Linked DNA regions of Homo sapiens: region 2 is linked to region 1. The links are chromatin contacts, found by Hi-C or POLR2A ChIA-PET in ENCODE. All regions are on one chromosome and are shown on one strand. The core of a region is the stretch at or near the end of the contact, and the rest is flanking DNA. Distances in the headings are between cores, read along the strand shown.

What was found. A loop is a pair of places that touch in the nucleus more often than their neighbours do. ChIA-PET counts read pairs that join two places held with the same protein, here RNA polymerase II (POLR2A). Pooled maps may share reads with other maps.
Region 2: a pooled map shows a loop between it and region 1 (14-fold over the local background). The contact joins two enhancer-like sites. A Hi-C loop is called at or near these places in 1 of 37 single-sample maps with no recorded cell type and 10 of 50 pooled maps. POLR2A ChIA-PET finds 5 or more read pairs at or near these places in 1 of 52 experiments (H1).

The regions. Positions count from the first base shown.
Region 1 is chr4:105,055,657-105,063,129 of GRCh38, forward strand. No RefSeq gene overlaps it. Among named protein-coding and RNA genes, the nearest start is that of TET2, 87 kb to the right of the region's middle. RefSeq lists enhancers at 3,632-3,731, 3,752-3,821, 5,297-5,396. Within about 2 kb of position 2,940, at least 3 of the 41 ENCODE cell types and tissues checked have a DNase peak (open chromatin) inside an H3K27ac peak, as active enhancers do.
Region 2 is chr4:105,212,939-105,220,411 of GRCh38, forward strand. The region is part of intron 2 of TET2 (tet methylcytosine dioxygenase 2); the gene reads left to right. The region is part of intron 2 of TET2-AS1 (TET2 antisense RNA 1); the gene reads right to left. Among named protein-coding and RNA genes, the nearest start is that of TET2, 70 kb to the left of the region's middle. Within about 2 kb of position 2,798, at least 2 of the 41 ENCODE cell types and tissues checked have a DNase peak (open chromatin) inside an H3K27ac peak, as active enhancers do.

The sequences.
Region 1 (7,473 bases), core at 1,690-4,189:
GGCCGTTATCCTTAGCAAACTAAGAAAGAAAATCAAATACTGCATGTTCTCACTAAATGATGAGAACATGGACACATGGTGGGGAACCACAGACACTGGGGCCTGTTGGAGGGTAGGGGTTAGGAAGAGGAAGAAGGTCAGGATGAATAGCTGATGGTTTCTGGGTTTAATATCTGGGTGAGCAGATAATCTGTGCAGCAAACCACCACATTCACCTATGTAACAAGCTGCATGTTCTGCATATGTACCTCTGAACTTAAAATAAAAGTTGGAAATTTAAAAGAAGAAGAAAAGGACTAAAAAGCCATGATTCTAAGTGTTTACCTTGAAAAATAGAAAAAAAATTGAAAAAACCCCAGATAAGACTTTTTAAATTGAAAACAAATGTAAAATATAGAAAATCGACAATTGCCAAAGATAAAATTCATAAAAGTTAGCTTCTGGGCTTTGGTAATTTTTTTAAATTGCTGGTTTTGTGAGTGGGTTTACTTTGTGAAAAATCATTGGTCTCTGTACTATGTTTTATACACCTTTATGTGTAAAAAGTTTACTTAAAAAATAATAATTTTGAAACATGGTCAGGAATTCTTCTTTCCAAGCTGCATCTGCCGTTTGGTAACATCTTTCCAGCACTTTGAAAGAGAGCATAATGAGATACTCAAATTCTGTCTTTGCAGATCCTCTCCTCTTTCACCATTCTTCTTCCAAGTCTCCCATAGCCTCATATCTTCATTACCCAAGGCCAGCTTTCCTGAACTCATCCTCTAGGGACTCTGACTGAAAAATCCCTACAGCATGCCAATATGCCTCACTGCTACAGGAGTAAGACTTTCTAAGATTTGCCCATTTTTTTTCCTTCACTGAAATGTACTTATCTCATAACATTAGGCCAAAAGCAAAAAAGTTCTGTGATCAAAGAAGTTGAGGGAACACAGAATATTTTATCCCCATCCTGAGATTCATAAAACACATATAGTTTATTAAAATGCCCAATGAGTCCTGCAGTAGATAAACTTATCTTTATTTACTCCATTTTCAAAATGAACTTTACCATAGAAGTCTTTTTTTCACAGCACGGCATGGTGACTTACGCCTGTAATCCCAGCACTTTGGGAGGCCGAGGCAGGCGGATCATCTGAGGTCAGGAGTTTGAGAACAGCCTGGCCAACAAAGTGAAACCCCATCTCTATTAAAAATACAAAAATTAGCCAGGCATGGTGGCAGGCGCCTGTAGTCCCAGCTACTCGGGAGGCTGAGGCAGGAGAATCACTTGAACCCGGGAGCCAGAGGTTACAGTGAGCCTAGTTCACACCATTGCACTCCAGCCTGGGTGACCAGAGCAAGACTAAGTCTCAAAAAAAAAAAAAAGTCTTTTTTCACATCATCACATCATAAAGCCTTTTCATTTATTCAAATATTTATAGAGCGCCTAGTATGCCAAATACTAATTTCTGTGCTGGTGATAAATCCATGAGCTCTTGGAGTTTAAGCTCTCAGTAACGACGGCAGAAAGTAAAGACTAAATTCATACATGATTTCAGGTAATAATAAACATTATGAATAAAAATTAAGCAGGGTATAGTGATTAAACAATGACAACTGAGGTTGGAGTATAGGAATCCACAGAACAAAACTTTGGAAATTTTGCCTTAGTGTGTAACCATGTGCTAACTGAAGTAACAAAGTCCCTTTGGAGAAGGTTTGAGAAAACCTTCAACACTCTCTCTTCAATTAGTGTGTGTGAAAAAGTACAAGGATACTTATTACCTGATCTTGAAGACCAGTGCTATTGATAGGGACTTCTGGCCAGCTAGGAGAGAAGGTAGTGTTGTGCAAGGCGTTCAAGAGACTCGGGGCCCCTACAATTATACTTTGTAAATGGAACTTACTCAATGCACTCCTAAGGCAATTGCCCCTTCCTAGAAAATTGGAGAAGTGTAATGGTTGCGCAGTTTCCTGAACACACAGATCTCAGCTGCTTAATTTATTTTACAGTGTTTTTTATTAGCCTATAGTTGACTAGTATAATTTTTCCTTTCTACAGACATGGAAACTGGATTTCCAGGTTTCATGCTGTTCCTCACATAATAAATCAGGTCAATCTATGAATTCTTTTTTTCACTATTTCACAATACCTATTTGATATCTACTGTCTGTGTAGCTCTGTCTCAGGTATGCAAAAATAAATGTGACCCAGAGGAACTTACGAGCATATTATAGTCGGAAGGTCAGGTACTTTCCCTTTGTGTTTCCCAGCCTCTGTCTTAAGAAATCAGTAAATGCCTCACAAACAGATGTAATTCATTTGTTTATGACTTTCCCAGGCCACACAGAACACAATAAACAGAGTATATGCCTGAGATATATTTAGAGTCTTCACCCAAGAAGGCTTTGGATGGTTTTTAAATACTGAGGGTAATGATAAATACAATACTCTTTTGCCAATCAATAGAAGTACGATATTACAAAAACAGAACTTCTCCTTATTCTTCTCACTGGGAAGGATTTGCTCAGCAGCATAGCTTTTAACACTCTTACGACTTAAAATAAGATACTCAAAACTGGGCAGATAAAGCATCGATTCTAATCCACCACCTGAAGTCATATGACTCATCTGAAGCAGAAGTGGAAAAAAAAATCTAGACCAGGAATCTCAAATTATCACAGGCAGCAAAGAAAGTCAAAATGATTGTACCAATGAGTCATCCGCCATCTGCTTCTCTTCCAGAAAATGTAAGTCAAGGTACAGATAAGCAGGAGTAAACCAACATCAAGAAAATGCAAACCACAATGTTCTTCTACAATGATAGAAGGAAATATGAAGTATATTAAAAGCTAACACAAGGAGATTAGATTGACTCAGAACCTCACTGAGCAGGCTGGGAAGATAATAGGTTTTGTAAGACCCAATACCTGCAGTAAATGATATGGGAAAGGGAAGGAGGCCTATACTATGGCTAAAAAGGGAACTGAAAGCCAAGAGACTCAATAGGTGAGTTCCAGTTTACCAATTTATTCTTCCCACTCCATTTGCTGACTCAAGTTGTGATACAGAAGATAGGAAATCTCATCTTCCTAACAAGAAGACTCCATTCCTATGAGGAAAAATAAGCTGAGAGTCCACTTGAAATCTCTTCTTGATACCTCCACATCCATCATCCCTCTCTTATGATCCACTTTTGGCTACCTTACTAGAACAGAGAACTGTTCTGTGGAATTATTCATTCCATTGCTCTTGTTTTATATTGATAGTTTAGCACTCATCATACTGTATTACAGGGCATTATTTGTACTTTTTCTCTTTAATATATATAAATTCCTTCAGTCATGTGTCATAGCAATAGCTAATTAATACTCATTATTTTATCCTACCAATCTTTATTGAGCACCTACTATGGGCCAAACACTGTTCTTGGGGCTTATGATATATTAAAAAACAAACTATGATCTCTGCCTTTGTGAAGCTTACATTCAAGTGGGAGGCAGGAATAGAAAATCATCATAAGTAGATATGCTAGTATGTTTGAAGATGATAAACATCACTGAAAAGAAAAACAGTAGAATAAGAAAGATCAGGAATGCCAGAAGGTAGTGTTGGGGAAGGGGTAGTTTGCGGCATTAAAGAGGACAGTCAGAGCGGGCTTTATTGAGAAGGTGAGATTTGCCCAGACTTGAAGGAGGTGATGGAGTTAGTCAAGTGAATTTTGAGAACAGATGTATTACACTTTCTTCTTCAAGCTCCATCAAGGACTTTAAGCCAGTGCTACCTTGAGACTCAGGAGATTTGGTAAGTTCACCAAGCTGCCAGAACACTTGTTTTTGGCTCACATAATATATTCAGTGAGTAAGACTTTAGTCATTTTGTTACTATTGTGTGACATGGGAGACTGAGAACAGGAACAGAGAAAGGAGAAGCAGCACAGCACTCAAGAGTGGGGTGGGAATGGGGAGAAGAGGGACCTCCACTCTCATCTGAATCAAGAAAGATTCTGGAAATCTTGTGGGTAGAATGAAGTCAGCCCTTCCTGTTTCCTAAATGTCCTTCCTTGTGATGAGTTTTAATTATCTAAACCTGTCATAAAACTCTACAGAGTCTCTTTGTTGTCTTTAAAGACTTCTTTTTGCTGGCTCTTTTTATTCATTCTTTATTTCTGTGGTGACCAAAAGGATCAATCTCAGCTATATTTTCTGGAGAGGCCCAGGAGAGGGAATTCCAGTTTTGTTGTTCAGTTTCAGCCCTGTACTAGTTTTATAAAATTATATCTATTTTGGGGGGCTCTTTCAAAGAAAGTGTAACTAATCAAGATATATTTGAAAATGTACTCATTCAATTAAAAACGCTTATTAAGCGATTGACAGGTTTCAGGCACTGACTGTGTATTAAGCATACAAAGATAAGGAAGATATGGTTATACTAGAAGTAAAAACCTATCCTTAATAATATTCTGGGGCAGCCGGGCGCAGTGGCTCACACCTGTAATCCCAGCACTTTGGGAGGCCGAGGTGGGCGGATCATAAAGTCAGGAGTTCGAGACCAGCCTGACCAACATGGTGAAACCCCGTCTCTACTAAAAAAAATACAAAAATTAGCCGGGCATGGTGGCATGCACTGTAATCCCAGCTACTCAGGAGGCTGAGGCAGGAGAATTGCTTGAACCCAGGAGGTAGAGGTTGCAGTGAGCTGAGATCACACCACTGCATTCCAGCCTGGGCAACAGAGGAAGACTCCATCTCAAAAAAAAATAAAAATAAAAATAAAAAAAATATATATAAAATATTCTGGGGCATTGCATACCACAGGCCAGAACAAAATGACCCCAAGTTATAGGAAAACAATAAAACAGATTTGTCATACTCTAGAAATAATTCAGTCAAAAGTACTAAACATTTTTTCAATGAAACAAGAAAAGTCATGTTCTTACTGATGACTATTTTACTACTGTGATTGTCTTTTATGTAAAACTTTTAAACCCTAGCAACATTAGCCATTCCTCCTGGTTCCTGTTAATAAGTCTGTGCTTCACTGAACATCCTAATCACCCACATTTACCATCACTTTACCATGAAAGAGGAAGAGAATGGTGACTTCACAAAAGTCAATAAAGAAGAAGTGGAAACAGTGAAGTGAGGGGAAGCCTCAAGGCAGCAACTAAGAACAACCTATAAGCACAGAGAATAATAGTGGTCAGGTTTTTAAAGACCACAGGACCTCTGGGAGTGACTCATTTGGAGAACATACTATTTCTGCCTTTGACTCCACAGTGAGGTCTGCCCATACGGTGTTGGTGGTGTTATTTTATGTAAGATGTAGCTCAGTTGCCAAAGAAGTACATGTTTTCCTCAGCCCTATATGACTTAAAGATCCCTCTAAAACTCAAATTAACACATAACGTGTAAATCACATATACACAGTGTTTAGTGTCATATCATAAAATGTTTTTGCATCAATGAGTTAGTTGTTACTGCTTCTGCAGTAACATCTTCTGCAGAAGGAACTGCAGATATGTGAGTATAGGAGAAAATAAACATATCCCTCACAGTCTGCTTTCTTTGTTTAATTCATTCACTAGACTGATCATTCTAAGGAGGATTTTGTGCTGCTCTTGTTTTGCTGCTGGGCCTATCCTGTTTCCATTCCCAAATCAAGTATTCCTGGAATTTAAGGTATCACTTTACCAGCCTGACCACAAGTTCCCCATTGTTTCCTCTGCTCTGCTCATGACCTGGAATAATGCCTCTCCCTGGATACTAAATTTACTGACCCTGCCTAGGACCGAGAAGATTGATGAGTCCTCAACCCGTGCATGTCTTCAAAAAGGTAAGACAGACCAGCAAAGCAGTAAAATGACAGACCCATTGTTTGAGCCCAACGCTGGGACTTCCCCTTTTGTATAAGCTGAGTCACATTTTTCCTGTTGTCAACTTGAAGCCTGTTCGTTGATGTACGATAGGACTATCTTGCTGATATATAAAGTCAGGCAGACAGGTTTCCTTGCATTTGTTTGCCTTACCTTGGACCCTTACCAATTAGAAACTGTCCACTGGCCAAAAGAGATAAGACATGGTTTATTAAAGCTCAGATACTACATTGAATGAAATAATTTCTGACAATTTTCTTCTGTTAAAGTGCCATCCGAGGTTCCTGCCTTGTGCAATCTTACTGATTTTGACAGAGGTCTTTTGGGATGTATATGTGCATTTTATTCTTGATATCTGTTCAGTTGACACATGTTTTAAAACCACAGATATATTTGATTGGTTGGCAAATTGTGAAAACAGGAAGTCAAATAATGGAATCAACTGTGAAACAACCATAACAAGTGAAGCTTTTCTGCTTAAGTGCCAAGATGGGAATACTGTTATGAGTAACAAACAAAATGAAATGATAATGTCAATATAATTCCAACAGGAAGAGTGAGCATCTGGACTGCCCTAATTATCATATTTCCAGTGCTTTATAACCAATGAAATGGTTTTTACATTTTACTCTCCAATATTGTTGCTAGGCATGATAAAAAATCTCCAAAATTGAGAGAGGGATGTGGTGACATTTTCTAGCTAGGAAATATTTGAGATTTTTTCTTTTTTTTTTTTTTTTGGTCGGACAATCACCACTTGCATTGGACTTCAAAAAAATACCTTGCTGGGGCCAGGCGCAGTGGCTCTGCCTATAATCCCAGCACTTTGGGAGGCTGAGGTGGGTGGATCCCTTGAGGTCAGGAGTTCGAGACCAGCCTGGTCAACATGGTGAAACCCCGTCTCTACTGAAAATACAAAAATTAGCTGCGTGTGGTGGCGGGCGCCTGTCGTCCCAGCTACTTGGGAGGTTGAGACAGGAAAATCACTTGAACCTGGGAGGTGGAGGTTGCAGTGAGCCAAGATCCCGCCATTGCACTCCAGCCTGGGTGACAAGAGTGAAACTCCATCTCAAAAAAAAAAATAAAAAATCTACTGATTGCTTACTCTAGAACAGGCACTGTTGTAAACACTAGGGTTATGAAGGTCATGGCAAATCACCTTCTTGCTTATAAGCATTTGCACATTACACCGAGACTTTTCTTGTAATGCCTCAAGGTTTCCAAGTACCAGTTCTCCTGTGATAGTCATTCTTCCATGGTGAATTTTCAAAAGGTTATCAAGCAGTGTAAAGAATAAAAAAAATCCTCAAATCAATAGATATGAGGAACATATGCAAATATTAGAATAAAATGAAAGAGACGATTTTTAGACAAAGACCAGGAAATACGATCTCACTAGTATGTATTAAGTTTATAAAACTTATTACTTCAAAAATTTCAGAAACATAAACGAATTTTAAAGACACCTGAATAAACTTGAGGCAGGGCAGCTGTTAGCAGTATAATGAGGGAAGGGTGGAGCATGTACCATGCCACAGATGGGAAATCCTGTTCTTCCATCTTCCATCTTCTGAGAATTTCTATATGAAATATGTTATGGAAATGATGGCATGTG
Region 2 (7,473 bases), core at 1,548-4,047, 160 kb after region 1:
GAGATTGTGCCACTGCACTCTAGCCTGGTCGACAGAGTGAGAATCTGTCTCAGAGGAAAAAAAAAAATTAATTTTCCCCATTCCCCCACCCACCCACCAAAAGACTCCATTGGAGTTTTATTTTACAAATGCATCTGCTCATCTACTTCTTTTTAAGTGCATAAACTAGTTTTACAAGCTTGAGTTTAAATCTTAACTCCTCAATTCTTTTTCTGACATAGAAATATACAGGTGCATTATGAAATAGCTAATAGTGACTATTTTCTAGGGCTGTAACTCAATATTTATAAGCATAATGATATAACCTGCTGAAGTTTGACACGTCAGTATAGTTCTTTTGTTATTCTAAGTCATAAAGGCAGAATTTGGAAAAATTCACAGCTTTTCAAATATGCAGAAGAGGAAAAATTGAGAGGAAGCATACTAAAATTTCTTTAGCCAATTTTAATCAAATTGAGTTTGAAACTTACAGGATTATGCTTCAAAGCTTGTAATGATCGTCAAAAGTAGCCTTATTCAAAATGACACACTAATTTCTACCACATCTGTATTCTTCTCATTGTAAGATGTTACATATACCTATGCTTGACCAAATGGACTTCCTGCTATTTTAAGATATTTTTCTGTGTTTTAAGTCTTTCTACAAATTTTCTCAAGCATTTCCCTTTACCTAGGATGTTCTTCTTTCACTGCAAGTGAAGACATTCTAAAAATTCCTAAAGCACACTACCAAAAGCCCTTCATTTGGATGACCCACCTTCCTATGAGTCTCCATAGTTGCATGTCTGATGGCATTTATTTTAACTCTATGATCTGCTTCTAAATTAGATAAAAGCTCTCAGAGAGAACTATGACCAATTGTCATTCTGTTTCCCATGGCACCTAGTACAGTACTCTGCTCACAGGCTCAATAAGTAATGAGTTGAGCTACGTTTTTTTAAGGCAGAGTCTCCCTCTGTCGCCCAGGGTGGAGTACAGTGGTGCAATCTCTGCTCACTGCAACCTCTGCTGCTGGGTTCAAGTGATTCTCCTGTCTCAGACTCCCGAGTAGCTGGGACTATACCACCATGCCACCATGCCTGGCTAACTTTTAGTAGAAACAAGGTTTCACCATGTTGGCCAGGCTGGTCTCCAACTCCTGGCCTCAAGTGATCCACCTGCCTTGGCCTCATAAAGTGCTAGGACAAAAGTTTGCCATTGTCATGTTACGATATATATTGGTTTTTGTCCATGGTTTCTGGTTCATAGCTCCAATATCCCTTTTTACAGTCTTTTGTTAGAATGTGGGGTGTGTTGGACCTCGGGGCAGGCCTTAGAAAACAGAATCTCTCCTGCCTTCCTTTCACTTGTCCCCCGAGGGAGATTTTTTTTTTTTTTTTTTTTTTTGAGACAAGACTTCCCTGTGTCACCCAGGCTGGAGTGCAGTGGTGTGATCATAGCTCACCGCAGCCTCAGCCTCCTAGGTTCAAGCAATCCTCCCATCTCAGCCTCCCAAGTACCTGGGACTACAGGCACATGCCACCACACCTGGCATTTTTTTTTTTTTTTTTTTTTTTGTAGAGAGGTTTCGCCATGTTGCCCAGTCTGGCCTCCAGCTCCTGGGCTCAAGTGATCCACCCACCTTGGCTCAAACCACCACACCCAACCCTGAGGGAGATTCTAATCTTCCCCACCCTTCTGATTTTGAGTCTTAAAACCCCAGAGAAGGTCCCACCCTTTGCACTGGGGAAAGGAATGCTGATGATCATGAAGCCTCCATAAAAACTCAGGAGGATTGAGTCTGGGGAGCTTCTGGATAGCTGAACCAGTGGAGGTTCCTGGAAGGTGGCTCATCCAGGGAGGACTTAGAAGCTCCGTGCACTTTCCTTATACTTCACCCTAAGCATCTCTTCATCTGTATCCTTTGATAAACCAGCAAATATAAGTAAGTGTTTCTTGAGTTATGTGAGCTGCTTGACCAAACGTATTGAACCCAAAGAGGGTGTTGTGGGAACCCCAACTCGAAGCTGGTTGGTCAGAAGTTCTGGAGGCCTGGATTTGTGACTTGTGTCTGTGGCAGGAGCATCTTGGGAACTGAGCGTTTAATCTACGGGGTCTGACACTGTCTCCGGGAATTAAATTGGAGGACACCCAGCTAGTGTCTGCTGCTTGTTATTGGGGAGAAACCCTCACACATTTGGTCACAAGAGAGAAGTTTTCTGTTTTGAATATTGTTGTGATGTGAGAGCAGAGGAAAAATGCATTTTGGAGAGGTTTTTTCCTACACAGCCATAGGCAGTGATAAGAATATGATGCTTTTTTCCAGAAAATGCTACATGAGACCTTTTTATAAAATCTAATTTTCTTCAACTGAGTAGCATTTAAACTAAAAAGAATAGGTTATTTCAGTGTCTCTCTGTAATAACATCTTACAATCACTTGTCAGACCATGAAATAATGTTCTAGAAAATCAGTGAAAGAGCTTTTTAAACTTTGTGACATTTGACTTATATTTATTACCAAAAAGCCTGAATTATTATTCAGCACATTATAATTTTATTTAAAATTTAAATTAGAGATGAAATACTTGTAAATGTTTATAAGATTGGTAGCTGTGTGGGCTTCCAGAGTTAGAAATGCCTCTGAGAAAAGATTTAGAGTTTTGAAAGTATTTTGAAAAAAGAAACAGAAAGGAATACAACATTTTTCCCAGCACTGCTTCAATAATGCAGTCTTCAGCATCATCTCAAAGCAATAACTGCAGTACAGATGAGATCAGCCAGTTTTTTTTTCCCCCTTATCTGCAGTGATTTTACCATCTCTTCATGCTACATCTTACCACAAAGAGAACATTGAAACATGGGAAAGAGTTTGCTTTGATTTCAACCAGAATGCCAACTCATTTCTGGGGTTCTAAACCATAACCTTTTTTAGCAGAGCAGTGTAGAATTTTTATACGATACCATAAATGGTCGGCCTGAGTAACATTTTAACTGTAAGTCAATACCTTTGAAGAGACATGTCTGACAACTCAGAGTTCTATTTTCTCCATGTGTGACTAAAGTACCTTTTCTATTAAGAGATCAACCACCATTTCCTTCTACTCTTTGTTCTCCCCTTAAATAAAGTTAATTCAGCTTCAAAATATTTTATGATCTTGATTACTAACTGTGGGTCTTTAGAAGACAATGTAAAACATTTCCATGCTGTGAATATTAGAGCTAGTATACTTGGAGTTTGGCTAGTATTTCTGGGGGAGGTAGAAGAGGAGACATAGAGTACAAATGAGTATTTTTAAAGCCACGCTGACTAAAACAAAAGGAATGTTTTATACATGTTTATTTCATAGTACTTCTTTGAAACAGGTCGGGGGGAGGAGAGTTAAAATATTGCTTTGAATTTTAATCAAAGTTCTTTCATGGAATTGTTGGTGCTTCTGGTAATAACAGTTCTATAATCTTTGTGAGTTAATCTGAAATGCTCTTTTTCTTCATCGTAATTCAGTGCTTGTCTTAACTGGTGGACTTATTTTATGGTATTATGTTTATAAGATGGCAACTAAAATCAGATTTTTTATACTCCTAAAAGATGGATACGATAGAGGGGAAAGGGGGTAAGCTACAACTTTTAGGTTGTTGGTGATATTTGAAGTGTTTATTGCTTCTGATTTACATTTATATATTATATTCAAATATAAACTTTAAAAGTAATGATTTGCCACAGGTTAAAGCAGAACATTTATATGATATTTCCTAGATGTTTTCCTCTACAATCCTGTTTTTGTTCTATGAAAAATGCCATAAACTTGGATCATTCACTAATTAATTTGAAGCTGTTTTCAAACAAAAAGCTAATTCATCTTTTAGCGGATTTAGTTATAATCGTGATAACAGATGTATAGCTAAGTCTGTTGGACAAACTGTTGGTCACATCAATCTTAAATGCATCATACAGCGTGATGTGAATTTATGATATTTCCTAGGTAATGTTAAGGTTATATGGAAATTTCTTTGCAGGTAGTTAAGTCTTATTTTGAATTCAAATGTTATTTTCAATACATACGTGGAAGTGTATTTTTTGTTTGTCCTAAATGTTTAGATTTTTTGAGTTTACAATTTTTTTGTGTGTTCTTTCTTTGTTCTTGCCCCTCCCTGCATTCTCTATGAAGATACATGTCAGCACTATGCAACACTAAAATAACAATCAACCAAATTATATCCTATGAACAGACCTTTCTCTTCATTTCAAAGGCATAACTTGGATGGTCTGTTTAGCTCATGGTGAAAAAAAAAAGTTATGATTTTGTATTTGGGCAAAGTACAGGTGAAGAGCGTGAATCATTAGAACAGCAATATAACTGGAAGAAGATAGTTTAGTTTTTACAAGTTAAATTTGAAGCTAAAGCAAAACTTGCATAGGTATGTGTCCTTTGCTCTTGAAAATGAACTCAGAACTCTACATCTGAGTGGTTTTATGAATTTATACTCTCCTAGTCCACAGGTTCTCATCAGTGCCTCAAGATCTATGCACAGATTAAAATTACATAAGATATCATATACTACATCTGAATTAGGGTTTTCCAAAGTATGCTATTCCATGGAAATACTGTTTATTCAGGGTGCTCCATAAACAATGATCCTGTGTTTCATTATGTCCAGGAAATGCCACACAGCACCTTTCCAGACATCCTATCATCATATTAAAGACTTTGAGGCCATGCATTAAAGAAAGTTTTAAATTAGAAAAAAAATAAGTTTTCTTGCTTGAGCACAGAACTTTATTTTTTCTCAGGCTGGTTCTCCTTTTTTAAAATTACACGTTAATATCCCAAAGAACCAGTCCCATAGATAGATATCACATATGATAAGAATCTGTTTCAATGGTGTTGGTGTACATGTGTGTTCAGGTACCTACACATTAGGACACATCTCTAGTTTATTAATACTGCACTTATAAAGAGACATGGTAGAGACATCAAGAAGACATCATTTTAGGGTGGACACCATTGCCTAGGACCTGCTTCTTAATGTCAAAAATTCAGAAACCCAATTTTATCTCTCCCGCAGAGTTGACTCGAGTGAAGGAAATTGAGTTGTTTTAATTAAACTCACATGAGATTGATGTTTAAACAAAATTGTAAGTTTATCAATTAATAATCAAGAATTCTGATTTTTAATTTTCAAAATATTATTTATGTCCACTGTCCAGGGTACTTGCTTTAAGGGCACCCAGTGATTCTTGAAGATGAAGAGTCTTAGGAATATTTATTTTCTAGACCTCAATGAAGAAAGCTTTTTAATCATCCTGCCCCATAGAAGAATTTATGTTCCTAGTGATGTGATCATATTGGCCAATCCAGTGTTTCTTTTCCAAGGACAGTACTGATAAGGAGCACCAAATCTACCTCTTTGTCCTGAACAGATCATCTCCATCTATTCATAGTTTGGCTCAGAAGTTGGACAAGGCTGCATTTTATATCTACTTCTTCCTCATGTCGGCTATGCCATGCCGTTTCGTTCTTTTAGCTTGTTTACTTATGTGTAAAATGAGGTAAAAATTACACCCTTCAAACCGAAAGTGGTCTTCGTGATGAGTTATTTAATTGAAGCCCCAGTAGATATTTATCATTGCCAGTTTTAGAGAATCATAGCATTTTAGAACACAAGATGACCTTAGATGTAATCATGTTCATTCCCCTCGTATTATAAATTTTTAAAAATTGAGATGTGGGGTGGTTGTGACTTGCTCACAAACCCACATTTAGAACCAAAACTCAGCATTCTTGTTCTGACTGTGTCTATGTCCTGTAGGTATATGTCTTGTCTTCTCAGTTAAATAATTAAAGATTCTTAAAGATAGAGACCATATTTTATGCAACTTCTGGATCCCATAAATTATGTTTCCAGAAGAACCTTTTGTAATGAAAAAATATATATAATGTCTATATTATATATATAGTCTATTACTATTTTGATAATCTAAAACATGCTATATAATTTTAGGCGATCTTAACCTATTTATCAGAGCTTTTCAGATCAAAGAAAATTAGAGTAATCTTCATCATGTATGGGAACATTGATGTATTTTTCTGATGAACACATGGTTATATGATACTCTTTTAAAGCATCTGTATTACTCTTTCTTCTGATAGACTGGTTATTTTGTTTATGTTATGAAATAATGTTGGCAGCTTTTCATTAGAACTGATACATATTGAAATTTCTTAAATTGATAGCTCATGGATGTGCAGTTGGTTTAATGGCATCTCCATTATTAATCTTTAAGAAGATCTTCATCTTACTCTCAAAAATAACCGTAATATCCTACAAATTAACTAAAACATGATCATTGCTAGTTGTTCCAAAATAGGAAGAATAAAAATGACCAGATTGTTATGGTAACCAGTTGATTAAGACTAGATCAATAGGAAAACGAATTTATTCAAGTCTGTACAAAACTTCTCCAAAACATAGATGGCATGCCTTTTGAGGCAATGGTAGGGAACAAAATATTTTTGAGAAGGAGCAGATTTTAGGGATACAGTACAGTACATAATTGCCAAAATGCTTGTGTTACAAGGATTCCTGGTACAGAGTTTTTAAATAAAATGCTAGGTATGTCATGTTTGTTTCACATTAATATTGTAGAGTCCCCTGGGGATGTGACAATTTAGTTGACCAACTCTAATATAGTTAATTTCTACCTTTTGATAGCTTTGTGGGGTTTTGTTTGTTTGTTTTTTGTTTTGCCATTCTTGATTTTAGGGCTGAAGATATGAGACAATGTATCAAACAGTAAAGAATTATGCATTGATTAAGATCATCTTGGTGAATTAGATGTTTATTATATAACTCGACTTTAAGACTTTGTTCAGATCTCACTATCTTAATGAGATTTACCCTCATTATATAGTATTTAATAGGGCAACCACTCCCCGATACTCTTGATTCCTCGTTAGCTGCCCTATTATTTCTTTGTTTTTCCCTTAGCACTCAACATTTTCTTACCACACCACATAATTTACTTTCTTATTGTGTTTATTGTTTTTCTCCTCATTAGAATATCAGGTCCAAGAAGACAGGAGTATTTATCTCTTTTGTTCAGTGGTGTGTTACTGGTGACTACTAGAGTGCCTGACACATAGAATATGTTCAATAAATATTCGTTGCATGAAAGAATGAATACCTTGACAGATTATTTTTATAACTCTACCAGTGTCATTATATAACTACACTGAATGATTATGAGCCCTCCTAGAAATTACATAAAGTTCTTATATATTATTAGAACCCATTTGTTGGCCTTATGTAATGGTTCTATTGGAAAAATCATACCTCCGTATATAAAAATGAAAGTATTTTTTTTCTACAATTGCCCCTCATATATACTATTATAGTCTCCTTCACCCCATTCAGCCATTAATGTCTTCTTGACCAGGTAACATAATTTTTACAGCACCTTTTGGTTATTAGAACAATTTTATTTGTCTTTCAA